Regions from separate parts of the Homo sapiens genome. Here region 2 is linked to region 1. Evidence: read pairs that join two places in POLR2A ChIA-PET (ENCODE). Cell type or tissue: CD4-positive, alpha-beta T cell. All regions are shown on one strand. Links, peaks and the distances in the headings refer to the core of each region. The heading gives the core; the rest is flanking DNA. Region 1 overlaps ELF4 (E74 like ETS transcription factor 4). Region 2 holds the start of RAB33A (RAB33A, member RAS oncogene family).

Region 1 (14,838 bases), core at 5,357-7,856:
CCTGCTGCCCAGGAAAGTTCCAGATCTGAGCAAGGAGGCTTCACGTTAGTTTCTAGGACACACACTGGGCTGGCAGGGACCTTGACAAAGAACACTGTCCCTTCAATAAAAGTTATCTGACTTAATATCCTGTGGGTACCAACATAGATTATCCCAGCTTCTAAAAAACCCACTAATGAATTTAATTAGTCTCTAGTCAGTGTTTGTTTTTTTGAGATGGAGTCTCGCTCTGTCACCCAGGCTGGAGTGCAGTGGCGCGATCTCAGCTTACTGCAACCTCCCCCTCCCAGGTTCAAGCGATTCTCTTGCCTCAGTCTCCCGAATAGCTGGGATTACAGGTGCACGCCGCCACACTCCGGCTAATTTTTGTATTTATAGTAGAGACGGGCTTTTGCTGTGTTGGCCAGGCTGATCTCAAACTCTTGACCTCAGGTGATCCACCCTCCTTGGCCTCCCAAAGTGCTGGGATTATAGGCATGAGCCACCGCACCCGGCAATATCTTTTAACATTCTTAGCGAGAACACCCTGCACATCTTGGGGTCTCTACAGCTACTGTATCTCCCCATAGTCCATCAATTTCTTTACTTTGGGGTGGCTCTGGGATTCACCTCCTGGTTCCAGCTACCCTACCTGGTCTCCCTCCATCTCCTCCACTCACAGACCCACTCTTATTTTATTTATTTATTTATTTTTTTGAGATGGAGTGTTCACTCTTGTCGCCCAGGCTGGAGTGCAGTGGCGCGATCTCAGCTCACTGCAACCTCCGCCTCCTGAGTTCAAGTGATTCTCCTGCCTCAGACCCACTCTTATACCCAGACCAAACTGCCCTTCCTAAAGGGCTGCTTGTTATGCCCCTCCCTTGCTCAAGAATCTACAGTAACTCACAGTCGCTTTCCATATTAAGTTCTCATTCCACAGTTCCAGGGATCCACTTATCCAGCTTCCCAAGCAATGTTCCTCTCTCCCTCTAATCAAACTGGTTTCTTCTCTCTACCATACATTTTATATTTGTTGCTTTTGTCCCCTCAGCCTTCATTTCATCCCGCCACCTCCATTTCCCTTTCTTCCTCTATATCTAGGTAAAGACATGCTAAATGTTTAATGAACTACCACAGCCCCAGAGTAACGAATCAGACCAGGGAATTGGAAAACACACTGGCCAGGCGCGGTGGCTCACGCCTGTAATCCCAGCACTTCGGGAGGCTGAGGCGGGTGGATCACTTGAGGTCAGGATTTCAAGACCAGCCTGGCTAACATGGTGAAACCCCATCTCTATTAAAAATAAAAAAAATAGCCGGGCGTGGTGGCACACACCTATAATCCCAGCTACTCAGGAGGCTGAGGCACACCCTGGAGGCGGAGGTTGCAGTGAGCCGAGATCGCGCCACTGCACTCCAGCCCGGGTGACAGAGTGAGACTCCGTCTCAAAAAATAAAAAAAGAAAAACACGTTTCGGGCTAACAGAGAGCTTTTGCCTACATTAGCTCATTGGCCTTTTGCAACAACCCCTTGAGCTAAATAGGAGATCCCTGTTTTACAAAAGAGGAAAGTGACCTGCCTCAACCCCAAGGCAGAGCTGGGGCTTCTAGCTGGAAAGCCGATGATCTTAGGATCTGCAGGGGCTTCTGGGGGCTCTCCTAGGCTGGAGCTGGCAGACCGTTATACTGGGGTTTAGTGGCTGCCCCACACTTGGGTTTCTCCCTTTTCCTGCAGTGGGTTCTCCCGTCATTGGCTTAGTGCCACTGTCCTGTGCTTCGTGCATGAAGCACTAGAGATGGTGATGTGGTGGCCGCAGGCACTTCCAGGGGGTGCTCTTTTGGCCTTCTCAGAGCAGCTGGGGAAATAGGTTCTCTTTGTCACTAACCCTCCCCCTCCTCTTCCTCCCCTATGGGGCTTCTGTAGTGTAGTGCTCTTTCTTGCCACATAACCACAACCCAAAGTGCTGGGGCGGGGTGAGGACAGGGGATCCAGTGCGCTGCACCAGCCGCAGCAGCCTGCTCCTCCCTCCCTGCCAGGTCCCCAGCCCAGGCAAGGAGTCAGCCCCTTGCCACCCAACAACTGGAACCCTCCAGCCCCACCCTGTGTATTCTGGAGCCAGTGGGGTCCACCGTCTGGAGCTTAATGGGGCCCACAGCCCCTGTTGCTCTCTGGGAGGTCACCTGAAACTCATCATCTGGATGAACGCTTTTTAATTTTCAAAGTGCTTTTCCACTGCCATCTTTATTCACCCGAGACTCCCTGGTGAGCACCTGCTAAGCCTGGATTACTCACAACCCTCACCTGCTCGAAGGATGACAGAAACCACAGCCCAGAAAGATGGCCGACTTTTCCATGGTCACACATCTTGCTAGGATGCAGCCAGAACGCCTCCCTCCTCCTCCCCGGCCCTAGGCAGTCTACACTGTGGGTGGGCTGTGGGTCCCCTGGAGAAAGAGGAAAAAGCATCTCTTTGCCTGGGACCTGCCATCTAATCACTCCTCCTCTGGGACAGATCAAGGCCTGCAAAGAAGGTAGGGGAAGAGGCGAGCTGAGCAGGGTGTGAGAGCGGGGGCTGTAACTGGGGAAGAACCCTGGGCCCACCTCACCATCAGAGTTGGGAGAAACCCTATGCTGGAATCAGGTGGTGACAGAGGAGCAAGGAAGGAAACTGGGTTTCTTGTAAATAAGCACAGAGAAACCCCAACCAACAGAGCTTGCAAAACCTTTCTTTTTTCCCTCCCTCTTCCTGGTTTCATCTCAAATGGAGTGGCTGGTAGAAAGAAAGGAATAGGAGAAAGAGCTGACAAAATAGCGGTGACTAGGGCCCCTTCACTGGGCATTTGCTTAAGTAGGAGGGTTAGCTCACTCATTGGAGTCCAGCCATAACTGGACTGAGGTTTGGGGTTCAAGTCCTGTGGATGGGTGAATTCTGCTCTGTTCAGGACTACAGACTGGATATAGTCCTGACTCTGGCCTTCTGTCTCTTAAATCCACGCCACTGGTCACATGGTACAGCAGGCAGTTCCCTGCTTGATGACTATTCGCCTGAGGACGGGCTGTTTTTCAGTCGAGGGTACAGCTGTTCCTGGGGTAGTTTCCATTTTGCTTGTGGTTGTGGGGGAGGGGTGTTGAGGGAGTGGGAAATGGCATGAAGGAAATTGTCACTTCCTTTCCAGAGAATTCCAGAAAGGTTTCATGGAGGATGAGGTATTTCAGGAGTGAGAGCTGGCTCCAAGGGGACAAGGAACCGGAGAAGGAGAATTGTGCTTTGTGGCCCAGCTGACCATCTGGCCTCCATGTTTCCTGGCATGTGCGAAAATGCCACGGGTGTTACCAGCAATTCTGTGAGAGCCATTGGCTCAGCTGAAAGGGTGTAGATTTAAACTCACTCCACGGAGACTGTGGACGTGGCTTTCACATTGGGGCTATTTCCTGTAAGGGAGGCCCAGATGAGTGGTTGCTGGACACTGCTTGGTATGTTTCAGTGACAGCCCCAGGAAGGGTCTGTGCATCTAAAGGGGGCCGAGTTGTGACACAGGAGCAGCCCAAACCACTTCTATTTTGCTTCGGTTTTGAAATGCAGTCAGAGCCACAGAGGTGTGTATTTGCAGGCCAGGAGGTCGGCGCCTTTGCCTGCACACTCCCTCTTAAGGTCCATACACTCAGAGGGCACCCAGGGGCACATACTTTCTCGCAAAGGCTTTGCTTTTGGCCCAAGTAAGACAGGCGCTGGGAGTCAGAGACCCTGTAGGGCCTCAAAGGGTGTGAAGGGAGTGGAGCTCTTGCCACCCTGCGAGGGGACTGTGACTGGAGCAAGCTGTGAGCTGTGCAAGCATGGGGCAGGGTAGGGGAATTCACCACCAGTTACTAAGGGTTCACAGGCTCCTCAATTCCCCGAGCCAAGTGTCCGTGTGTGCTCCCTGATTTGTCTACTTGCTGGGGAGGCAGCATCCAGGGCTCTAGGCTACTGAAGCTGCGTCCCAGCCAAAGGGCCCACTGGAGAAGGGAGCCCCTGGTGGGGGCCTCCCTGGCCCACAGGGCGCACCTCCTATGATGGTGGCATCTTTGGTTTCGGGTTCCTGGGAGAAGGAGGTTATTTTGAAGGACTGAAGGGGGGGTTCACTCCTCTGCTGGGGAGAGTGAGTGAACATGCAAATGAGCCTCTCTCCACCTCTCACTTTCAAATCCTCAAACATCTCAAGGGGGAGGGGGAAACTTTCTGGACTGGACGGTTAGGGCGGATGGTTTCTCAGCCTTGGCCAAAAGAGTAGGACAGCTACTTCCTCCCCCTCCACCCCTTCAAGACCTTAGCTTCAGGCTCAGGGTAGACGATCACCAGGATGAGCCTCGGGTGCTGGGTATAGCTTCACAATACCTCACAATCCCGAGGCAGCAAAGCCTGCACCCACCAAGTCCTGGATTTTGCTACCTCAATATGTGGACACAGAAAAGAATGCCCTGGGAATCGTCTCTCTTTGATTTCAAACCTCTCTGCATTGGTGACCAAGGATTCCATTCAATGCAGTGCAGGGCCCTGGCTGCCTCCCTCCCCCACCAGCTCCCTGGCACATGGACTTTGGGGGTCTCATCCCCGGGACCCATGGGCCACATATCTAGCTGGGCCTGGCATTCTCTTCCTGAGAACCCCACCCCCATCTTCAGCACAGCCACTTCCAGCCAGCATTAGCTCAGGTTTGTCATTCTCACGAAGGCAGCTGAGGCTGGCCCGGAGGAGGAACTGACAACTGAGCTTGCGGCTTTGCTGGCCAGACCAGGGCAGCCCTTTGACACACAGAGGCTCTCGTGCACACGTCTCCACGCTTGGGACACATGCACACACCCTGCACACACATATACCTACAGTGCGCTTGCACACCCACAACCAACGCAAATAGCGCACCTGGGTAAATGACAATGCAAAAACATACAGAGGTCACCCCAGAAGGTATGCACATTTTGCTCATTCTCGTGTAAGGCAGAGTACGTGACACCTACCCGCATCCACCGTATACAGATAAACGTTGCCCAGAAAACACACCTCACAGATGCTGACTGACCCATACCACCAATCTATCCATCCATCCATCCATCCATCCATCCATCCATCCATCCAGCCATCCATCCAGCCATCCACCCACCCACCCATCCACCCATTCATCCCTTCATTCATTCCACAAACACAAATTGAGTGTCTGTTACATGCCATACATGATGCAAGGTGCTAAGGTTTCATCAATGTCCAACACAGTTGTTGCTGCCCTCAAGGAAGCCCCTGTCTTATGGGGGAGGTAAGGAAGGTACATAAAAGTAGCCCAGGCAGACAGCACCAGCAGTGAACTCGCAAACATGAAATCCTGATCTGGAAAGAAGAGATGAGCAAGCCCGAAGGGAAGGGCTACAGCGAGTGACCTTGGGGGAAGGGACACACACAGGAGTTTCATGTTTAGACAAAGTGGGATTAGGTGAAAGTGATCACCTTTAATTTGATTAGTATGAGAATGTTTCCTGGGGGCAGGCAGAAGGCCTGTGGGAGGGCGGGAGCTGCTGTGGAATGCAAGCCTTGGGGCGCTTAGGCTGGGGGGGCAGGGGGGACAGACCTTCCAAGCATAAATGGCCTTGGGAGGCTTCACAGACCAGTGGAGAATGGGTCGCAGGCAGGGTCTGGTGGGGGTGGGGTGGTGGTGGGAGGAGTGAACCTGGGGCAAGGGCTGCAGTTTCCCAGGCGCCTCCTCCCAGTACTCAGCCTCTCACTCGTCCAAAGGGAAATTCAGACCTGAGAGGTTGAGTTGAGCGACTTCTCCCGACTTTTTGTTGGGGTGGGTGGAAAGGTGTGGGGGTGAGGGTGAGGGTGGGGGTGGGGCAAAGGCACGGCCAGCCCTGTGGGCTAACGGAAAGGAAGTAGGAGAGGCCTGGGTGTCTCCTGTGGGGGAGAGCGGTCATCAGGGAGGTCACCGTGGTCCCCCTCCCTTTCCTCCCCTTTGCCCCTCTCTGAAGTTCCTCATTTCTTTCCGGGCCAGGATAAGGTTTGCCCACCCCGGCACTGCCAAGGGAGTGTCAAGGAGGTGGAGTGCAGTGTGTGGCTTCTGCTATGGTGCATGGACACACCCACACGCACATCCACACACTCAGAACCGAGCCCAGGGGACCAAAGACGTGGCGCCTGGAAGTGGAGAAGCTCCAGTGATGGGGTGGAGGAGCAGAGCTGGCTGGCGAGGAGGGAGGTGGGAGGGCTGGGGCTGTGGGAGGCAGGCCTGGGTGTGACCACCCACAACACGCAGATGAGGCGCCCGGGCACTGACAGCCCTGAGGAGTGGCGACAGGGGGAACAAATGCAGGCCCGGACGCCATGTGACACCGTGAGCGCTGAGGGCACGTGGGGCGAGAGGAGGTGTGTTTGGGCTGCGGCAGACACAGAAGATTTCCTGGAAAAGGGGCCTGAGCCAGCCCCAGAGGATGGGGAAGGTTCCGCCTGCCCCTCCTCCAGTCGGGGCTCTCCTCACCAGTTCCCAGGGTGACAGTTCACTCTTGAAACTGAAAGCAAAGCTAAACCAAGAACACAAACCCACACACAGCACAGAGGCCACGCTCTCTGGTGGGTGGCGGCGGTAGTGGTGAGAGGGGGGTGCTGACGAAAACAGGGTATGTGGCCCACCTGTCCCCCAGTCTCCAGGCTCTCTGGAGGCTTGGCTCCATCTGAGAGTCCCATCCCTGAGAGCAGGGTAAGGCCACTGCTGGTCCTCACACAATACAACCCCCACAGCGAGGCAGGCATGGGTGTGACCACCCCCACTTCTTCCTCTGTAGATGTGGCCCCTCAAAGCTAACTGGCCCCCACTCCCAAGGTAAGATTAGGCTGACTTCACCTGGAGCCAGGCAGAGTCAGAAGAGCACTACAGAGTGGGTATACAGATACCCACAGGCCCCCACTCAGCCCCTCACACGATTCTTCCCCAAGCCAAGGGAGTTACAGGGATTCTCCATGCTGCTGCCTCGTCCACGAGGCCAGGCCAGGCGCCCTGACTCCCCCTGGGGATTAGTCTTCAGGGTGGAGAGAGCGCAAAGTTCCTCCATCTGGCAGTTTCTCCAGGGGAAGGGGAGGAGGCAGGGAGGGAGGCTGCATATCTTTGGGACTAGTGCGAGATGCCGATGCTGGTGACCCAGACGGGCACCAACACTCAGCCACTTCCCACTGGAGGCCATTCAGTTGACTTCCTCTCTCCTTCTTTCTTTCCCTGACCTCTTTCTTCTCTGTCGCTTTTCTTCTCTCATCATCCTCCCGTTTCGGCCACTCCTCTATTGGCAGTCTGCCTTAGCATGGCAGGGTCCCTCTGGTTCATAGGCAGTTCTGGCAACAGAGCTCAAGGAAGGTGACTTACTCACTGTCCCCATCTCTCCCTTCTCTCTAGGTCGCTCCTGTGGTTGGTCCAGCCCAGAATGCAGCCTTGAGCCTGGCTTAGGCCACCACCTACTCCAGCTCTCTCCACCCCCTATTTTACTGCAGCTCAGGGGGTAGGCTCTAGGCTCCAAAGTACCTGGGTATTGTCCCTTCATCAAGAAAGCCCCACAGCTCTGGAGGGCTCTGATAATCCCGTTGTCAGCTCTCTGAAAAGACAGCATGGCTATTACCCTACAGCCCAGTGACCTGATCTTTGAGTTCGCAAGCAACGGGATGGATGATGATATCCACCAGGTATGGCCCCAGAGAACAGAGCACAGTTAGCCCCTGTGGACAATCAGATAGACACAGACAGCCAGGCAGACAGCCAGGGAGCCAGCTGGCTGCACAGCTAGCCAATCAGCAAATATCCATCAAGCACCTACTATGCTCAGGGCACTGGCCCTGCTTGCCAGCCAGCCTGCGTGCCAGCCAGTCACTCATGAGGCTGGTCTGGAGTCACCGGGCAGTCATTTAGGGAGCTGGTTGCCCACATGCAATCATTGAGCCAGCCAAACATCTGCTAAGTACATCAGCTGGGCTGTTGGTTAGTCAGCAACATGGACCAAACGCATAAGGGGTACACTGACCATCAGATGCATTTTTCGGCCACTTCTCTTCTCTCAAAGTGTCACAGTGAGAAAGCTGTGGGGACAGCCACATAGCAAGAATGAGCACTGCCAGCTGAACTGTAGACTGGTGTCCAGGCCCTGACATTTTCAGAGTCGTCTTTTTGGCCCCAGCCTGAGGATTCAGGACAAGCTGGAAATGAGGTCTTTTGGTGGGAGGAAGTTGGAAAATAGGACAGGATTCTGGTGCTCACTGAGGTCCCCACTGCTCCATACCTTCCCTACACTGGCACGTTTTCTGTGCACTTAGATGTATGTACCCATTGAACGGTGTCCTGGCAGACTCATCACTACCCTCCATTCTCCTTCTTCCATAAAATGGAGAGAGAAGAGGCATCCAGGCACAGTAGAAAGAATGGAAGATTAGGAGTCAGGAGCCCTGGGTTCCGATCCCAGTTTGGCCACAATGTCACCTGAGCAAGTCCTGTCCCTTACCCTATTTTTTTTTTTTTTTTTTTGAAACGAAGTCTCACTCTGTCGCCCAGGCTGGAGTCCAGTGGCGTGTTCTCAGCTCACTGCAACCTCTGCCTCCCATGTTCAAGCCATTCTCCTGCCTCAGCCTCCCAAGTAGCTAGGATTATAGGCACTTGCCACCATCCCCGGCTAATTTTTGTGTATTATTAGTAGAGACCGGGTTTCACCATGTTGGCCAGGCTGGTCTCCAACTCCTGGCCTCAAGTGATCCACCCACCTTGGCATCCCAAACTGCTAGGATTACAGGCGTGAGCCACCACGCCTGGACCCCTATCCTATCTGACTGCTGTTTCCCCATCTTCACCAAGAGGCGATCCAACTGGATTATCTCCAAAGGGCATTCCAGTCTAACTCAGATGCTCTCTATTCTAAATCCTGTGAGGATGGAAAACTGTCCAATCTCTAGCTGCCTACCAAAGCCTGCCCCCTAGTGGCCTTTGAGCACTTTGAACTTTCCGTCTACCTCCTTGCCTTAAAGCAGCTCAATTTTATTGAACATATGTGGTGTGCCTAGCCTCGTGGAAGGCATCAGACAAGGAGAAAGGAAGAAAAATCTACCATACATGAGTTCTCAATGCTACTTGTCATTTTCCATTTGTTTCTAGTCCACTCAGCAACTGTTTCTTTTCTTCATAGAGGCTGTTTTTCACAGAAGCAGTTCTTACCTTCCAACCTATCCCTCCACCCTCAGCGGACAGCCTCTCCTCCAATCCACAGAGAAGCTCAAAGCCCAGGACGCCCTCAATTTCCCTCCCTTCTCTCTTTTTATCTGTAACATCTCCTGTTCTTGTTTCCTTCCCACTGGCCCAGGAGAAAGAAATGTTACTTTTCCTTGCAAGGGTGACTCCCAACCTCTGTACTTAATCTGTTCTCTCCTGCATCCCTTAAGACCTCAAACCATCCATCACTTCCTCTCTCTTGTATCTTTTATTTTTTATTTTTATTTTTTGAGATGGAGTTTCGCTCTTGTCACCCAGGTTCCAGCACAGTAGCACAATCTGGGTTCGCTGCCACCTCTGCCTCCTGGGTTCAAGCGATTCTTGTGCCTCAGCCTCTGGAGTAGCTGAGATTATAGGCACGCATCACCAAGCCCAGCTAATTTTTGTATTTTCAGTAGATACAGGGTTTCACCATGTTGGGCAGGCTGGTCTCGAACTCCTGACCGCAGGTGATCCACCCGCCTCGCCCTCCCAAAGTGCTGGGATTACAGACGTGAGCCACCGCGCCTGGCCTCTTGTATCTTTTAGACCTCAGATTTCTTTCCTCAACTTTGAACATCTTCAGGTGTCCCAACCCTAAAAGAAAACCTTCCCTCCCTTCTGCCCCCACCTTCAAAATTGCATCTTTTTATACCTTTTTAGTTCCTTTCTTCCCCCCAGGGTAGTCTCCACACTCTGTTTTTACTTTATTACCTGCCTTTCACTCTTTTTTCTTTCCTTCTTTCTTTTTTTGACAGGGTCTCACTCTGTCACCCAGGATGGAGTGCAGTGGCACAATCATGGCTCACTGCAGCCTCGACCTCCCCAGGCTCAGGTGATCTTCCCACTTCAGCCTCCCAAGTAGCTGGGGCAACAGGCACATGCCACTGCGCCTGGCTAATTGTGTGTGTGTGTGTGTGTGTGTGTGTGTGTGTGTGTGTGTGTGTAGAGAGAGAGAGAGTTTTGCTCTTGTTGCTCAGGCTAGAGTGCAATGGCACGATCTCGGCTCACTGCAATCTCCATCTCCTGGGTTTAAGCGATTCTCCTGCCTCAGCCTCCCAAGTAGCTGGGATTACAGGCGTGCATCACCATGCCTGGCTAATTTTGTATTTTTAGTAGAGAGGGGGTTTCACCATGTTGGTCAGGCTGGTCTCAAACTCCTGACCTCAAGTGATCTGTCCGCCTTGGCCTCCCAAAGTGTTGGGATTACAGGCGTAAGCCACCATGCCCGGCCTAATTTTTGTATTTTTTGTAGAGATGGGGGTCTCACAATGTTGCCCAGGTTGGTCTCAGACTCCTGAGCTCAAGCAATCCTTCTGCTCTCACGCCTCCCAAGAAGTGCTGGGATTACAATAGGTGTGAGCCGGTCAGGCTGGTGGCTCACACCTGTAATCCCAGCACTTCGGGAGGCCGAGACAGGCAGATCACCTGAGTTCAGCAGTTCGAGACCAGCCTGACCAACATGGAGTAAACCTGTCTCTACTAAAAATACAAAATTAGCTGGGCGTGGTGGCACATGCTTGTAATCCCAGCTACTCGGGAGGCTGAGGCAGGAGAATCACTTGAACCCGGTAGTGGAGGTTGCAGTGAGCCGAGATCGAGCCATTGCACTCCACCCTGGGCAACAAGAGGCAAAACTCTGTCTCCAAAAAAAAAAAAGAAAAGAAAAAGAAAAACAACAGGTGTGAGGCACCGCACCCAGCCCCTTTCACTCCTTTTAGGAAGCTACTTTTATTTTGAAATACATAATACATGCAAAAGGGTGCATAAATCATATTTAGATGTAGACATGTATTAAATGAACACCCAGGCCCTCACCACCCAAATTAAGAAATAAAACATTACCAGTCTCCTAGAAACCTCTGATACCTAACACTTAATGAGAGCTTAGTCTACGCCAGGCCCTGCTCTGAGTGCTTTATGTGTATTGATCTGTTTTAACAATCCTAGGGGGTCAATCATGTGATCACTCTCATTTTATAAATGGGGAAACTGATCCACAGAAAGGTTAGGTAACTTGCCCAAGGTCACAATGCTAGTGAGCAGCAGAGTTTGGTCTCAAGCCCAGGCACTCTGGCTCTAGATCAGCACAATCCAACAGAATTCTCTGGAATGAGGCCAGGTGCGGTGGCTCACGCCTGTAATCCCAGCACTTTGGGAGGCCAACGCAGGCGGATCACGAGGTCAGGAATTTGAGACCATCCTGGCCAACATGGTGAAACCCTGTCTCTACTAAAAATACAAAAATTAGCCAGCGGCGGTGGCCTATGCCTGTAATCCCAGCTACTCAGGAGGCTGAGACGGGAGAATTGCTTGAGCCCAGGAGGTGAAGGTTGCAGTGAGCTGAGATTGTGCCATTGTACTCCAGCCTGGGCAAGAAGAGCAAAACTCCATCTCAAAAAAAAAAAAAAAAATTCTCTGGAATGCTGGAAATGTTCTATGTTTGTGCTGTCCAGTATGGGGCCACTAGTCACACGTGGCTATAGAGCACTTGAAATGTGGCTAGTGCAATTGAAGAAATAAATTTTTAAGCTCTCCAAAGTTTTTATTTACCTCTAAATTTAAATAGTCACCCGTGACTAGTGGATATCATCATGGACAGCTCTAGATGCTGGGACCTTAATCACTATACCCAACTGCTTACCTCAGTCTGTCCTCACTGAGATCCATTGCAACTTGGCCTGGGACCCTAGCACTGCTCTGAAACTGATCTAGCCAGGGTGACTGACCATGGCCAAATCCAAAGGTCTTTTATCCATTTTTGTTTCTCTGGATCCCTCAGGAACACTACACAGAGAGGATCATTCTCATTCTTTTTGCATGGGAAAAAAAAAGAATTATCATCCACAAAACAGATCTTGAGACTAAACAATAACAACAAAAAGAATTAACATTCCCATGAAAGAAAATTTGGAAAATACAAAAAAGTAGAAAGGGGGAAAAAAATCATTCAAAACTCCATAATGAAAATAAAACTATGGCCAGGCACAGTGGCTTACGTCTGTAATCTCAGCACTTTGGGAGGCCAAGGTGGGTGGATCACTTGAGGTCAGGAGTTCGAGACCAGCCTGGCCTACATGGTGAAACCCCATCTCTACTAAAATACAAAAATTAGCCAGGTATGGTGGCAGGCGCCGGTAATCCCAGCTACTCGGGAAGGTGAGGCAGTAGAATTGCTTGAACCTGGGAGGTGGAGGTTGCAGTAAGCCAAGATCGTGCCACTGCACTCCAGCCTGGGTGACAGAGCCAGACTCTGTCTCAGAAAAAGAAAAGAAAAGAAAACTATGATTAACATCCTGGCATATTTATTTATTTATAGAGGTTTTTTCTTTTTAATTTTTTTTTAAATAGAGATAGGGTCTTGCTGTGTTGCCCAGGCTGGTGTGTGAACTCCTAGGCTCAAGCGATGCACCTGCCTCAGCCTCCCAAAGTGCTGGCATTACAGGCATGAGCCACCACATGCAGCCTCTATATGGAGTTTTTTTAAAAAAAACACATGCAGTCATACTGCTTTTTAATTTCGCTTTGCTTAATTTCAAAACACTTCTGTTCTCTAGGGGTTGAATTCTCATCTCAATTTTCTTATCTACTCCAAGGGATTGAACGACCACCAGCTCCCTTTTGAACTGTTAGACACTTATTTTTGACTCCCTGATAGGCGTCTCTATTTCAGATGTCCCAAAGGTACCTCAAGCTCACCACATCCAGACATTGTAGCCCTTATCTTGGTCCACAGCCTGCTCTTCCTCCTCCTGGGCCCTCCCTTGGCATGAGCAGTATCTCCATGTCCCTGTTGAATGAAGCTGGAAATTGAACCCCTCTCCCCCATCCAGGCAGTGACTGAGTCCTGACATTTCTACTTCTATAATGCCTCTGTTCTGTCTTCATTCCCACTATCATTGCCACAGACGGAGCCCGAAGATGTCTGAGCCCCTAACTCTGGCTGCGAACTAGGTCCCCAGCCCTGACTCTAGACTGAATCCCTCTTGTCCCCCGACTATAGGTTGAGCCCCTTGCCCTTGCCATCAGCTGGTCTATTCCCAATGGCCTTAGAATGAATCTAATCCTCATAGACTGAGCCCTAACCTGGCCACGGGTTAAACCATAACTACAACCAGTTAAAAATACTTGCCTGGCCGGGTGCAGTGGCTCACGCCTGTAATCCCAGCACTTTGGGAGGCCGAGGTGGGTGGATCACGAGGTCAGGAGATCGAGACCATCCTGGCTAACACGGTGAAACTCCATCTCTACTAAAAATACAAAAAATTAGACAGGTGTGGTGGCGGGTGCCTGTAGTCCCAGCTACTCGGGAGGCTGAGGCAGGAGAATGGCGTGAACCCAGGAGGCGGAGTTTGCAGTGAGCCAAGATTGCGCCACTGCCCTCCAGCCTGGGCGACAGAGTGAGACTCCGTCTCAAAAAAAAAAAAAAAAGCTTGCCCTTGGCTGGGCATGGTGGCTCACGCCTGTAATCCCAGCACTTTGGGAGGCTGAGGCAGGTGGATCACCTGAGGTCAGGAGTTCGAGACCAGCCTGGCCAACATGATGAAACCTTGTCTCTACAAAAACTATAAAAATTAGCCAGGCATGGTGGCACACACCTGTAATCCCAACTACTGGGGAAGCTGAGGTAGGAGAATCGCTTGAACCCGGGAGGCGGAGGTTGCAGTGAGCTGAGATCATGCCACTGCACTCTAGCCTGGGCGACAGAGCGAGGCTCTATCTCAAAAAAAAAAAAATGCTTAAAGGGCTGGTGGTGCAGAGCTAACCCATCTATTCATCAAGAACCCACTCAAAGCATCACCTAATGAGGCTGGACCCAGAGTTATATCATCCTATACAAAGGACAGTCCCTGATGAACCCAAGAATAAGGACTTGCACAGAGGGCCAGATTCTGGTAGGGAGGGTTTGCTGGAAGAGCTGGGTGGGTCTTGAATCACATCCCTGTCTTCTCCATAGCTGGAAGACCCCTCTGTGTTCCCAGCTGTGATCGTGGAGCAGGTACCCTACCCTGATTTACTGCATCTGTACTCGGGACTGGAGTTGGACGACGTTCACAATGGCATCATAACAGACGGGACCTTGTGCATGACGCAGGATCAGATCCTGGAAGGCAGTTTTTTGCTGACAGGTCTGTTCCCTTCCTGGGCAGAGAAGGTGTGGTAGAAAAAGGGGCTGTGTCTTTAGGGAACAGCAGCCCACAATGGCCTCTAGTAACCCCGTGCAGAATGGGCAAGTCCACCAGCCAAAAAGTTGTGCTGCTTCACAGAGGAGGGAACCATCTTAGTAGATTCATGGTCTGTGGAAGTGGGGTGGGACAATGAGGAGTGAAGACCAGCTGAGGGGGTGGAGAGTTAGGTAAGGAGGGGTGCTGGGCCCTTCCTGGCTGTCCCTCAGTACCTCTGGTCAGGGTCCCCTGTTTCTCCCTCACTTAGCACTCACTTCAGGGTCAGCCCGAAGGATGCTTACCACCATCCTTTCTTCGGGCTGGCCCTGATTATAGCTGTACCCCCTGCCTTGTGCCCTGAGGGAACTTTTCTTCTCTCCTCCCACCATGGAACCCGGACCAGATGACAATGAGGCCACCTCGCACACCATGTCAACCGCGGAAGTCTTACTCAATA
Region 2 (14,838 bases), core at 7,045-9,544, 95 kb before region 1:
TTTACTTTTAAACTGGAAAATAGGGAGAGAGTAGTCTATCTGGACATTCAAGGCACATATCTAGGGAACCTAGGAAATACTGATGAGTCCACATCTCCTTTCAAGACTTCTCTATCACTCCACCTGCACTTGCTCTCTAGAAAAACATATCTGGCCTGTGTCCCAACCCCACCGGGTGTTTCTGCCCACTGATTACACTGAGTGAGAGAATGAATTAGTCCTGAAGAAGTGACTCAAACGATGAGAATTTCAGAGAGCCTAGAAAGCTGGTAGGGAGTGTGCCACTGGCATGGAGAATATCACTCTAGTAGGGCAAACTGCCTGTTCTGCTCATCACAATCAGGAATGTCTTGGAGGAAAGCAAGACAAAAAGCCATGTGATAATCTATACAAATTTTATTTTGATATCAATTTGTATGGAAACAAGCAGGTGTCAGCATTATGCAGGCACAGAAAAAAGGGAAAGAAAAAACTCCAGTGATAATTTATCTTGTATTTATATCGTTTGGTTTCAACAAGGACAGGAAGTTTTACTGTTAGCTTCCTGTGGGAACTCCAGTTTCTGCACCTTCCCCTGCTGCCTCTCAGCATCACGATACAGCAGGGATTTCTGGGCCTTCAATCGGCAAGCCAAGCACATGAAAATCGACTCCACGTTCTGGCTCTCTTTGGGGTCCTTGGCCGATGTCTCAAACAAGAGCATGTTGTGGGCATCAGCAAATTTCAGGGCTAAGTTGGAGGGCACCTGGATCTGTTCCCTCAAGTCACACTTGTTGCCCACAAGCACTTTGGGGACTAGTGGGGGCACAGCATGCCCATTGCATTCTTGGATCCACATTTTGAGGTTGGTGAAAGATGTCATCTTGGTGACGTCATAGACGAAGACCACGGCATGTACGTTGCGGTAGTAATGCTCGACCATGCTTTTGCGGAAACGTTCCTGACCTGCTGTGTCCCACACCTGAACCTGGAAGATACAAAAACCCAAAGGTGGAGTCAGAAAAGGGAACATGAACAGAGAGGAGAAAACATGGTTCTGTAGCACTATAAAAATGAAGTGACAGGACGGGTGCGGTGGCTCACGCCTATAATCCCAGCACTTTGGGAAGCTGAGGCGGGCAGATCACCTGAGGTCAGGAATTTGAGACCAGCCTGACCAACATGGAGAAACCTCAACTCTACTAAAAATACAAAATTAGCCGGGCATGGTGGTGCATGCCTGTAATCCCAGCTACGGGGGAGGCTGAGGCAAGAGAATTGCTTGAACCAGGGAGTCGGAGGTTGCAGTGAGCCGAGATCACGCCATTGCACTCCAGCCTGGGCAAAAAGAGCAAAACTCCATTTCAAAAAAAATAAAAAAAGTGACAAGCCGTGACACAGGAAGTGGTTCTTTGACAGATGAGCAGAATGGACTTATCAAAGCATAAAGAGAAGTTTCAGGATTTGTCAAGTTTTTCTTAAGATTGTTAACTGAAAATCTTGAGTTGAAAAAAATCTTAAGATTTTTAGTTGAAAAACTGGATGTAAATTGGTCAACTTTTCTGGAGAGCAATTTGGCAATATTATCAAGAACCTCAAAAATGTTCATAACTCTTAGGACCTGAAATCTCACTTCCAGAAATCTATACAAAAGAAATAGGGATGTGGTCAAAATTCTGTACTAATATCTTACAGTGTTATTTAGAATTTTTTTTTTTGAGACCGTGTCTCGCTCTGTCACCCAGGCTGGGGTGCAGTGGCGCCATCTCGGCTCACTGCAAGCTCCGCCTCCCAGGTTCACGCCATTCTCCTGCCTCAGCCTCCCAAGTAGCTGGGACCACAGGTGCCCGCCACCACGCCTGGATAATTTTTTGTATTTTTAGTAGAGATGGGGTTTCACTGTGTTAGCCAGGATGGTCTCGATCTCCTCACCTCGTGATCCGCCTGCCTCAGCCTCCCAAAGTGCTGGGATTACTGGCTTGAGCCACTGAGAATTTTTTTAAAACAGGAAAAACCTAAATGCTCATCAGAAAAGGAATAGCTAAAGTTCATGTCTATACAGTGGGGTCAGGTACAGTGGCTCATGCCTGTAATCCCAGCACTTTGGGAGGCTGAGGCAGGTGGATCATCTGAGGTCAGGAGTTCGAGACCAGCCTGGCCAACATGGTGAAATCCCATCTCTACTAGAAATACAAAAAAAATTAGCCAGGCCTGGTGGTGTGTACCTATAGTCCCAGCTACTCGGGAGGCTGAGACACAAGAATTGCTTGAACCCGGGAGGCGGTGGTTGCAGTAAGCCGAGATCGGGCCACTGCACTTCAGCCTGGGCAACACAGTGAGACTCCGTCTCAAAAAGAATAAACAAAAATGAAAATATATCCGTACAGTGGGATATTATGCAGCCATTAAAAATAATGTTTTCAAAGACTAAATTGTAAGAGAAACGCTCACAAAATACAAGTAAGTGAAAATGCAGAATACAGAATTTTTCTTTTTTCTTTTCTTTTATTTTTTTTTTGAGACAGAATTTCGTTCCTGTTGCCCAGGCTAGAGTGAAATGGCACGATCTCGGCTCACTGCAACCTCTGCCACCTGGGTTCAAGCAATTCTCCCACCTCAGACTCCTGAGTAGCTGGCATTACAGGCATGTGCCACCACGCCCGGCTAATTTTATATTTTTAGTAGAGACGGAGTTTCTCCATGTTGGTCAGGCTGGTCTTGAACTCCCGATCTCAGGTGATCCGCCTGCCTCGGCTTCCCAAAGAGCTGGGATTACAGGCATGAGCCACCACGCCCAGCCTCAAAAGTTTTCATATGCTATGGTCCCAGTTTTTTTTAAGAAACGTTAAACATAAACATATGCAAAGCACAGACTGGAAGTGTACACATCAGAACATTAATGGTTATTTATCAGCAATGAGACTATAGTGATATTTATTTTCTTCTTTTTAAATATTTTTCCATATTTTCTTCTACAAGTATGCATATATATGTTATATATATTACATATATGTTATATATAGTGTATATGTTATATATATTACATATATATGTTATATATATTGTGTGTATATATGTTATATATATGTGTATATATATATATATATATATATATTTTTTTTTTTTTTTTTTTGTAGAGACAGAATCTTGTTATGTTGCCTAGGCTAGTCTCGAACTCTTGGCCTCAAGCAATCCTCCTGCCTCGGCCTCAAAATGTGCTGGGATTACAGGCATGAGCCACTAGCCTGAATAACTTTTTAAAGAAAACAAAGTTAGTATTAAAATCTCACCTTCAAGCCCTATTTATTTATTTATTTATTATTTTGAGATGAGAGTCTTGTTCTGTCGCCCAGGCTGGAGTGCAGTGGTGTGATCTCAGCTCACTGCAACCTCCACATCCTGGGTTCAAGAGATTCTACCACTTCAGCCTTCTGAGGAGCTGGGATTACAGTCGTGCGCCACCATGCCCAGCTAATTTTTGTATTTTTAGTAGAGATGGGGTTTCACCATGTTGGCCAGGCTAGTCTTGAATTCCTGACCTCAAATGATCGAGCCTCCCAAAGTGCTGGGATTACAGGCGTGAGCCACCATGCCCAGCCTCCAATTTATTTTTAAGTTCACTTTTTGGTTATGTAAAAGGAACTTAATTCACTGGATTTTTCTTCTGTATCTCAGCTTTTGGGATAAAGGCCAAATTATGAAGAAAAAGCTGCTATCTGTAACATATGCAAAGACATAACTCCCAGGAGATATACATTCAGCCCAATCTATTTCCCTTTATATATCCAACGTCTTGGACAAGGGAGATTCATGCTCAGAATGATGGTCCCAAGGCCCTATACAATTCTCAGTTATCAAAGAAAATTTGATTATGGCCACTAATTGACTGCTATGGCTCTTAAAACGAAGTATAGCCTTTATTTGGAGTTAGCAGTCAGTAAGTATAATCTAGTAAATATAATTGAATCTGTCGGCTGAGTGAAGATTTTACAGGGCCCTAGAGTCATCATTCCGAATATCAGTTTTCATTGTCCAGGCTCCCCGTCATCTCCCTCTATTGACACAGCTTCCAAGTTCCTCTGGCAAGACCTTCAGATTGAACCCTTCTTCTATTCTGATTTCTGTGTCCCTCGGCCCTCGGCCAGCCTCTCCTCTCCTCACTCCTGGACTAGAGCAAAGTATTTTGGATTGTGGATGTTTCCATTGCAGGGTCTCCTGAACACTGCTCGCTTGCTTGCTTTTTTTTTTTTTTTTTTTTTTTTTTTGAGATGGACTGTTGCTCTGTTGCCCAGGCTGGAGTGCAGTGGTGCAATCTCAGCTCACTGCAACCTCCACCTCCCAGGTTCAAGCGATTCTCCTGCCTCAGCCTCCCAAGTAGCTGGGATAACAGGCGTGTGCCACTGCGCCTGGCTAATTTTTGTATTTTTAGTAGAGATGGGGTTTTGCCGTGTTGGCCAGGCTGGTCTCAAACTCCTGACCTTAGGTAACAAAAAAGTGAACTTAAAAATAAATTGGAGGCCAGGGCGCAGTGGCTCACGCCTGTAATCCCAGCATTTTGGGAGGCTGAGGCGGGCGGATCACGAGATCAGGAGATCGAGACCATACTGGCTAACACAGTTAAACCCCGTCTCTACCAAAAAATATAAAAAAATTAGCTGGGTGTGGTGGCAGGTGCCTGTAGTCCCAGCTACTCGGGAGGCTGAGGCCAGAGAATGGCATGAGCCCGGAAGACGGAGCTTGCAGTGAGCCGAGATGGTGCCACAGCACTCCAGCCTGGGCAACAGAGCTAAACTCCATCTCAAAATAAAAAATAAATAAATAAAAATAAATTGGAGTCTGAGTATAGTGGCTCACTCCTGTAATCCCAGCATGTTGGGAGGCCCAATCACTGCCGATCCACCTGCCTCAGCCCCTGAAAGTGCTGGGATTACAGGCGTGAGCCCCAGTGCCCGATCTCTGAATACTGGCTTTCTGACTAGCTTTAGTCAATCCCTGCTTGTATCAGCATGCCATTCACCTCTTCAGGAAACGACTGCAGCCCTCTACTGTATGTGGCATCACATGGATTCCACATGTGGAATTCTGTCTGCCATAATTTGACCCTTCCCAACCTGGTTTCAAACTACTCAGCTACACCTGGTTGATTCCCTCCTCTGTACTTTGGGTCATGCTAGTCCACTCCTCCCCTATAGAATCAGCTGCCCCCTCATTGCCCTATCCAAATCTCACCCATTCTTCAAGGTTAAGCTCACGCCTCAGGCTTCTTCCTCAAACCTTCGCCAACTTCCCTTCAATTCTCTTTTCTTAGGAATCTCTGTTGCACTTTGAGTCTGCATCATACCATTTTGAATAGATTTATGTTTTCTAATTGTCTCGTCAGTGCTCTTGGCATCTCTCCAGCAAGACTGTAAGCAGTCTTTTTCTGCATCAGACCACACTCGTCACTGAGGTTGTCATCATCATCATTATCAGCAGCAGACACATTATCAAAAGGCAGTGATGGCCTGAACCACTAAAACTACAAGCAGTCTGGCATCCTAGATATGTGCCAAGGGGATTTCAGAGAGAACGTCTGACTGTGATCACACAGAAAAAACATAAGTCCTCAAAGACTGATTTGCTTCTGCAAGCAAGAGACAGAAAATATTTTCATTTCTTCCACCTCTCCGTGGTGTTCCGAACAGGAAGAAAGGGAGAGCAGACCACAGGAGGAATGGAGGTCAGTAGGAAGACAGCAGGCATAGCCCAGGAATATCATTACCACTTGGCTCCTGATCCCCACTCCCCCCACCCCCCAGGAGTCTTCACTCTTGCCTTTTGCCTCTGAAGAAGTCTGAATCCCTACCAGCCCTCAGGCATGTGGCAGATGCTTTAACACCATGAGCTCAGGACTCTAAAAATACCTGCCACTAGCAGGAACACGGGTGGGAGTGTGTGAGGTGTTTGAGGCTGAGTGAGGTTGGCCATTTGGCTTTTCTTTGGCTTCATAATTGCGTATGCCGCCCAAATTGCCGGAACTGCCAGGAGGGCCCTCTCTGCTGGAGACCTCCTCTGTCTTTCCAACACTATTGGGAGCCTTGAAGCTTTTATTTGGAGGCTCCGAATTTAAACTGCAGGCACTGCTCCCTTCCAGCTCTTTGTAAACCCCACCCTGAGTTCTTTGCAGACGTGTCTGTCGTGAGAGGGGAGCCAGGAAGCAGGCTGCTCGCAGCAGAAAATAGAAGAACCAGTGGTGTGGCCTCAGAACCATCAGAAAGGAAGATCACAGCAGGCAGGCTCCCTAAACACATGAAATGATCTCATTAAAAAAAAAAAAAAAATCGCCGGGCGCGGTGGCTCACGCCTGTAATCCCAGCACTTTGGGAGGCCGAGGCAGGTGGATCACAAGGTCAGGAGATCGAGACCATCCTGGCTAACGCGGTGAAACCCTGTCTCTACTAAAAAATACAAAAAATTAGCTGGGCGTGGTGGTGGACGCCTGTAGTCCCAGCTACTCGGGAGGCTGAGACAGGAGAATGGCGTGAACCTGGGAGGCGGAGCTTGCAGTGAGTCGAGATGGCGCCACTGCACTCCAGCCTGGGCGACAGAGCAAGACTCTGTCTCAAAAATAAATAAATAAATTAATTAATTAATTTTAAAAAATCAGACATGGTCTCGCTCAGTCACCCAGGTTGGAGTGCAGTGGCATGATCTCGGCTCATTGCAGCCTCAACTTCCCCAGGCTCAGGTGATCCTCCCACCTTGGCCTCCCGAGTAGCTGGGACTACAGGCATGCACCACCACACCCGGCTAATTTTTGTATTTTTTGTAGAGATGGGGTTTCCCCATGTTGCCCAGGCTGGTCTCAAATTCCTAGGCTCAAGTGATCTGCCCACCTGGGCCTCCCAAAGTGCTGGGACTCTAGGTGTGAGCCACCACGCCTGGTCTCTTTCTCTCTCTCTCTCTCTCTCTTTTCCAGACAAGATCTCATTGTGTCACCCAGGCTGGAGTGCAGCAGTGCAATCATGGCTCACTGCAGCCTCAACCTCCTAGGCGCAAGCAATCCTCCCTCTTCAGCCTTCGGAGTAACTGGGACTACAGGCACGCACCAGCACACCCAACTAATTTTCATATTTTTTTTATTTCATAGAGATGGGGTCCTCCTTATGTTGCCCAGGCTGGTCTGGATCTCCTGGGCTCAAGCAATCATCCTGCCTCGGCCTCCCAAAGTGCTGGCAAGCCACCTTACCTAGCAGTGATCTCATTTTGTTTGAGAGTTAGGTGTTCCTTTCTCAGCATCTTCATAAACCCCTGGCCCCTGCCAAGCAGTGAAAGCATCTCCTTCCTCTTTCGCAGCTGCCTCTCCTCTCACCCTTTCCTCCTTTCCTGTGGGCACCATATCCATACAGTGGATGGGGGTGAAGACTGCCTCTTAGCCACAGCCACATACATGTACCCCAGATCCTTGTTTCTGTCAGATGGCCAATGGGGTATAGTGGAGTCAAATCAACTTGGGTGCAGATCTCGGCCCAAGTCATGTTAGTACATGACTTGTTAGGTGTCCTTAGATAAGTTAGGTGTCCTTAGGTAAGTTACTTTCTCTGACTTCAGTGTCCTCATCTGGAAAGTGATGATAACAATAGTAATCAGGTAGGGATGCTATGAGGATTAGTAGTCCTTGTAAGTATGTGACCCAGTGCCTAATATACACTCTCCCTTCTTTCATGGCCTGAAACCTCCACCATTAAGTCTAGATGGGCAACAACTTGAGCAAGCACTGTTGGAAAGGCAGCAAGCATCCCAGCTCTTCTGCTCAGAAGCTGAGTAAATGCCAGACAAGTCTTTTAACCTCCCTGAACTGAGCCTTGTTTTTCTCATCTCTGCAATGGGACCTTGATCCTCCTATGGTTGCTGGGATGATCCAGTGAAATAACACATGAGAAAGGACTTTTGGAAAATGTCAAGCACTCTGCAAATATTAGTTGTTGCTCTGGTCTCAGAAAGGCCATCAAGCCCTCTCCTGTTGGTATGGTTCCTTGGGTCCATTGGTCTCTCATCCTGGAAATCACAGAAAGCTTGGCTTCTCGAAGGTGAGACAGAGCTAAAGGCCATCCAGTGGGGAGGGGGTGGAGAGAGGAATACTGGCAACATGCCATGGGTGGCCGGGGGCAGGCCCGAACTGATGGGGTGCTGGAGGAGGATGGAGGGGCACAGCATGGGGAACTGCCAAAGAGATATCTAACCTTTTGAACTATTTTCTGGGCGAGCTTCAGCAAGCCCCCAACCCCCTGCATGTGCTCTTAGCTGACAGGGGGATTTCTTTTCCCTAGGAAACATTAACTGGCATCTTTCTATAGATGAGGCATGAATGTGCTTTTGTTGGAGGCCGATGGGGGAGGGTAGAAGTGCAAAAAAAGGAGACAAATACATCTGTAACCTCTGGAGCATGCCCCAGTGGATGATGGGAAAAGTTTAAAAGAAACCTGTTTTCAACTAGCTGGACTGTCCCATCTGCATCTAAGATCCACACACAAAGCTGACACAGAGAATGGCAAAGGAGGACAGAGACAAAGAGAAACTCACACACAGAAAGAAGCAGCAAGGGAGACAGAGAAACTTACACTGATGGATAATTAACCATTAAGTTAACTGGCAGAAGATAGAAGCTCAGAAGCCCTAAGGAAGAAATGATGTCATTCTGACTGCAGGCAGCTTCCAAGGAACACTTAGCTCAGCCTCCATCCACTTGATAATGTAACACAGGAAGGTATTTTTTTTCCCCCAGTGATCAGTAGAGGAACAGAAACTCACAGTCCTGAGCTGTACCTGCCCATAGCCACAGCTGACCTGCAGTTTGTCTTGTCCCCAGGGCTGGGGCACAGGGAGTGCCCAGCCTGTGGGAGGAACCAAACTATTATAGACAGAAGTGAAGCTTCCATGCAAATATACAAAGAATGATTCAAAAATTAGTTTCTTAGCCTCCCCTCTACTACATACCCTCCCTCTCTACACACACACACACACCCCTATTCGGCATTTTCCAATGCATTTAGGAGACAGACTCAATAAATTTAGCTACATCTGTAGGTGACAGACACATCATAGTCATTAAGGGAAGCTCCACTCTTCCTTTGGGGGCTGGGGGATGCCTCCACCCTTCCTAGGCTGATGTCAGGAAAGACTGTCAGCTATCTCTTATGATGTCCCTCTGGATTCTTGTCATAGGTGGCCTTGTGGGTTGGATGGACCATGGAGCTAGGCTGGAGAGAGGATTTTGTGCCAGGCAGCATGATGTGTGGAAAGAGCACCAGAAAGGGAATTAGGAGACATGAGTTCTAGGCCTGGCCCTGTGTGATCTTGGGCAAGTCACTTTCCCTCTCTGAGTCTCAGTTTCCTATCTGCAAGAGGAGGACACTGGATCACAGAATCTGTAACATCTCTTTTATCTCTGAACATTTTCTGCATCTCACACCTGAGTTGAGATAATCAAGGTGCAAAAAGTAAACCCAGGGCTCCCGCCTGTAATCCCAGCACTTTGGGAGGTCGAGGCAGGTGGATCACCTGAGGTCAGGAGTTCGAGACCAGCCTGGCTAACATGGTGAAACCCCATCTCTACTAAAAATATAAAAATTAGCTGGGCATCATGGCAGGTGCCTATAATCCCAGCTACTCAGGAGGCTGAGGCAGGAGAACTGCTTGAACCCAGGAGGCCGAGGTTGCAGTGAGCTGAGATCGTGCCATTGCACTCCAGCTTGGGCAACAAGAGTGAAACTCCCTCTCAAAAAAAAAAAAAAAAAAAAAGTAAACCCAGTTGAGTTCTGTGTGTCCTGGATACAAATTGAAGGAGACATCTGAAAGGCTCCTGGGGGCCTTGGGCTATAACCCTAAGTCCCTGGCCTAGAAGAAAGAGCAAGACTGGCTGCCTGGCATTCTATCTCCCCCTGTCAAACTCCCCCAATCTAGGGGACTGAATATTGTCCTGTAGAGTGAAATGCAGTGGTAAAGGGCATGGTCTCTGAATCTGGGTTGAAATCGTGGCCCTGTAACAGGAAAGGTAGGATAGTGAGGTGGCGAAGTGCTTGGGCTCAAGAGTCAAAGGCTGAAGCTCAGATCCATGTGCCACTGGGTTATTTCATCTCTCTTAGCCTCAGTCTCCTTATCTATAAAATGGGAATGATAACAATACTGCTGATTTCATAAAGCTGCTGTGAGGAGTAAATAAGATAATGCATGTAAAGTGCCTAGCCTGGGCTCTTTGCTTATTCAATACATAGTTGTTATTATTATTATTATTATTGCCTACTCATTGGAGGCTTTTCTTGATGTTCATACAATTGAGTTCATCAGGACTCAATTGTAAATGCTTTGATGGGGTGAGGGTGGGGAACATAATGATTGGAGACAGCAAATGGGGCTTCAATACCCTAGGGATGGCCTTGATAATTAATTACAGTGTGGCTCTAACTACACCAAATCAGTTGTCCCTAGCAGGGGTTCATGTATGTGCTACCCCGGGACACAGGCAGGCAGCCCAGAAGAGGCCACACCCTTGCTCTTAGACTGAGAAGAGCTGGCTGAGACCTCTCTACCACTCTCCTCCAAGGGCTGGTATGTTACAGCCCAAAAGCCTTCTATTGCTGGCCATGGTCTAGGCCAGACCTCGGACTGTCACACTGGACTTTTCTCTCTCTCGCAAAGGACGAAGCCCTTGGCAGTCATCTCCAAGCATGGCTTTGGCATGTATTCCTTGAACAACTTCAGGCTAGCCAGAGTGCGAGGCCAAATCTTCTCTTATCTAGATCACGTGCTAGCCGCCAGGCTCTGCCATCTTCCCACAGACATGCTGGTCTCTCGCCTGCCAGCATGGTCCTGAGATTGCAGCAGCTTTACAAGAAGCAGGGTCACCATCTCCCCACTCCCACACGCCACTCTGAGCTCCTTTGGAATCTGCCCTCAGAGGACTCCTCCATGAGCAGTGTCACAAGGCTTTGTCCCCTTGAAAATATCATCTTCCCCAAAAAAGCCTGTATTAAGCACTTATCTGCACGTGGTGTTGTGCTGAGCTCTGTTTCTAGTGAGTCACACTGTCACAGGCTCTGCCCTCTGGGAAAAAGTCTGGAATCTTTGCCAGAGACTGTAAAGTCCAGTTTGGCTAAGTACTGGGGTGTTAGAAGAGAAGGAATAGTTTAAAAATTCCTTCAAGGCCACTGGGTGGTGACTCTTCCACTCGTGTTCATCTGTCATCCCTCACTTTCTAGCTTCTTCCTCCCTCCTTCTTTAGATTCCCAAACACTTCATTTTTTCCATCTAAATTTCAGATGGACTTATTTCCCACCTTTTAAATCCAGGGAACTCTTTGGCTCACTGTAGCACTTGATTTTAAGCAAATGGGAGCATTAGGTTTTTGAGGTTTAAGAGCCCATCTGTAAAGATATTTCTACTTTGGATTACAAAGTCATGTTTTAGAAATTCTAGAATCTTATAGCCTTACATTAAAGAAGCTAGACACACTAGAGGAAGTCTTAACCAAGCAAATGTCAACAGCCCCAGGAAAGGACAGAGACAGATACCGCCTTTGACTTTAAAAGGAAATGTAGCACTTCCCTTCCAAAATGCAAGGGGCAAAAAAGATCACGATTTCAAAATAATGTTCTATCTTCCTACCCTGGGGCTCTCCCTTATCAGTACTGAGCTGTCCATCTTCCTGACATCTAGTGAGTTGGCCTAGTTTCTGAAGCCATTTTTAGAACACGTTCATTTTAATAATCAAGGAGTCAGGAGTCTCGCACAGTTTCAAGTGTTTCATCAGTTTCATCAGTTACTCAGCCCTTCTCTCCACGTCACTCAGAGGAGGGGCCTTGTGGTCACTTTGGCAGTTTGACCAGCAAGAAGGAGGCTTACTGTCACCCCTGACTCTGTCTAAGGTCCAACCATACGCTCAAGGAAAGGCCAGCTGTGAGCCTAGAGGAGTTGTCTTCAGTGATCCCAGTGCCTTTATAGAGGCCCCCCTCTGCTCCCCATGACACAAGAAGTTGCCCTTGTTATGTCCTCCCTCCCGCCATCCCCTGCACATTGACATATTCCTGTCATATCAGGTTTCTACCTTTTCTGAATTAAAGGTGAGCACAAATGGTCAGACAAGAATATTTGCACTTAGCCTATTACATAAACTCATGGAGGGGGAGGATTGAACATTCCCCTGGCCCTCGGTTAAGTCACTGCATTTTTACAAAGACCTGAAGACAATACCAACAGAATGAATAAGGAGCAGTTCATGTATTAGATGCCCCAGACAAGTAAAGAAGATATCATTCCAGGGGGGCTGTTACAAAAAAACAAGTTTTGTCTATTACGAAGGGCTGGACCCTGCCTCAATTTCTTTAAAAGGGCTCATGGCTTTCTGCCAGAACCACCCCACTCCACCGCCATCTCAACTCAGCCCTAATTTTTTAACTATAAACTGCAATTTAAAATAAAGCAGCTTTTTCATTCTCCATGGATTTCCATCATTTCCTTCCCTCTAACGCCTTGAGGCTTAGCCAAAGTGGGGTTTTGCAGCCTATCGGCACCCAAGCAGTAGAAGAGACATCAGGATGTGTAAAGTGCTTTGGGATCCATCCCAGAGACTAGGACCCACAGATGCCTCCTGCCTCCCTCTGCCCACAGGTGCCGCTGCTCGGGGTAGGGGTCATGGATGGGAATCCAACATGCTTTTCCTGGCAGGACCTGTCAGGCAGGGGCTAAGGGTAAGAATGCAACCCCATTCTCAACCGCCCTAAAAAACTGAGTGAAGTGGGGACGGGGCCCCGCTGAGAGAGGTGAAAAGGGGTGAGGAGGAGCCGAGGGTCCTCGGCTCAGCAAGAGGCGAAACCGCCACGCGCTGGACGCTGGACGACGACAACCGCTAGAGCTATGCCTCGGGCGAGGTCCCCTCCCGGGTCCCACCCTTCCTGGACCTGACCCCCTGGATCACCTTGATCTTCTCGCCCTCGATTTCCACGGTCTTCTCCCTGAAGTCCACGCCGATGGTGGCTTCAGTCTTGTCTGGGAAGGTACCCCCGCAGAAGCGGAAGGTCAGGCAGGTCTTGCCCACGTTGGAGTCCCCAATCACGATTATTTTGAAGATGCGAATCTGCACGTACTGGTCCAGCGACGAGTCGAGCTCCAGGGACGCCAGGCCAGCGGCCGAGGCGGGCTGCAGGCTCCCATGGCCCAGGATGGGCTGCGCCATCTCCCCCGGACCGAACCGGGGCCCCAACCCCCCTTGAGGGCTCCACACAAAGAGAACGTCCACGTTCGTGCGCTCGAGGCGAGCGAGCTCTGTGCGTGTGTGTGTGCGCGCGTGTGTGTGTGTCCGCCCGTGTGTGCGTGCGCCGGCACCGTGTGCGCGCGCGCGCGTGAAGGGGGTGCCTCTCACTCCGGGCCCCCCTCCTCCTCCTCCAGCGCACCCTCCTTGCAGCTCGGAGGCACCAACACAAAAGCCAGGGAGAGGAGGAGAGAGGGAGGAGAGTGGACGAGCCGCGAGCCTTCTGCCTGTGTGCGCCCTCGGACCGGATGCTCTGGCGAAGGACCCTACCGCGCTGCTCCAGCCGCCGCCGCGCCTCGGCCCACACCCTCCCCTGCCTGCATTCCCGGGACGGACCCGAGGGAAGAAGCCTCAGGAGGAAAGAGACGGGGTGGGGACAGCGGCACACGCCACCCCGGGATAGACTTCTTTCTCCTTGCCCCCGTTTATGTTATAGGTTTCGGGCTCCCCACCCCCACTGGCTCGAGCGCACGGGGTCAGCGGGCAGGGAGCACAGCTGGGGAGGACAAAGAGCTGCACCTTAAGACATCACTGGATCACTTCGGCCTCCCTGGAGCAACGCAACTCTGCGGGGATGGGGTGGGGGCGGAGGCACCTCTTTCACCTCGGGAGCAGCGGGCAGCTGAGCCGCGCCTTCCCGGTCCCCGCTACCCCGTCCCCTCTACCCCCACCCTCTACCCGACCCGCGCCTTGGGATAAAGGGATGCTCTGTCTTAATGAGTGAGCAGGTGCACTCGCGGGCCCCAGGCAGCCTGGGAGGCCGCTGCCAAGACACGCAGTGGGTTGTCCGGGGCCTGTACAGCTGAGAGGAGGGAGCCAGCGGGCACGCGTGTGCGTGTGTAGGGGGTGTAACTGTTTCTGTTACAGACTTGCCAGATGTAGGGGGGCGCGTACCAGGCGCCAACATCCCCTTATCACACCACGCGCACCCATCCTCTGAATGTTCAGGAGAGCGGCTCCTATTGGCTGCCGCAGTCGGTTGTGTTTGGCTGGCCAATGGGGAAGGCCCGCCGCGGGAGAGGGCCACACAGAGGCTAGGAGAAGGGGGGGAAGCTAGTGGTGGCAGTTCCAGCAAAAGGGGACTTTGTTTACGGGGCTAGCCATTACTGGCCCAGGTGGAGGATCTTGGGACAATGGCATAAGCTCCACAGTGCCTTCCATTCCCAAGCCCTCCATATAACCATAAGTCCCTCCAGAACGCTGGAGTTTCAGAGGGAGTTGGGAATCCCTAGGAGGGTTCACCTCCCCCTGCAGCTGAATGTAGAACAAAGTGGTTGGGTCTAATTTGCCAGAAGCCTAGATTATGCTTGGAAGATGATAAATGAACACAACCTCCTTACAGTATTAGGGGGCTGCTGCCCAAAGCTTACTAATCATCACACACATCTTGGTCAAGACCAGTATTCCTTCTCCCTAAAGTCATTCGCGGGTTCAGAATTTGTTTGAAATCGACTTTACTGGGGGTACAATTTACATACGATAAAGTGCACCCATTTGTTTCTTTTAAGACTTTACCTCTCCCCCTACATATTTCATAAGCTAAGGTAACACTGACACATGTCACTAGCACTGAC

Evidence for each region. Peaks named below come from ENCODE experiments on the same cell type or tissue, not always from the same donor. Only the 100,000 strongest peaks of a DNase experiment are listed, where the experiment ranks them.
Region 2: POLR2A ChIA-PET joins it to region 1 with 6 read pairs; 15 of 35 experiments call an interaction of 5 or more read pairs at or near these places.

What each region holds. Positions count from the first base shown.
Region 1 is chrX:130,074,088-130,088,925 of GRCh38, reverse strand. It overlaps ELF4 (E74 like ETS transcription factor 4), which reads left to right. Exons shown (of 9, transcript NM_001421.4): 2 at 7,387-7,670; 3 at 14,174-14,345; 4 at 14,785-14,838. The coding sequence starts at 7,596. Among named protein-coding and RNA genes, the nearest start is that of ELF4, 29 kb to the left of the region's middle. RefSeq lists enhancers at 2,099-2,268, 3,843-4,102, 5,823-5,872, 6,303-6,532, 6,683-6,832 and a silencer at 8,777-9,071. In CD4-positive, alpha-beta T cell, for the core only: a CTCF peak has its summit at 6,599; a DNase peak (open chromatin) is centred at 6,435; H3K4me3 peaks cover 1,401 bases; H3K27ac peaks cover 1,570 bases.
Region 2 is chrX:130,170,414-130,185,251 of GRCh38, reverse strand. It overlaps RAB33A (RAB33A, member RAS oncogene family), which reads right to left and starts at 13,290. Exons shown (of 2, transcript NM_004794.3): 1 at 12,932-13,290; 2 at 382-967. The coding sequence starts at 13,189. The coding sequence ends at 512. RefSeq lists enhancers at 8,601-8,670, 12,753-13,707, 14,517-14,566 and silencers at 13,827-13,906, 14,077-14,136. In CD4-positive, alpha-beta T cell, for the core only: no CTCF peak of the experiment used is centred there; no DNase peak of the experiment used is centred there.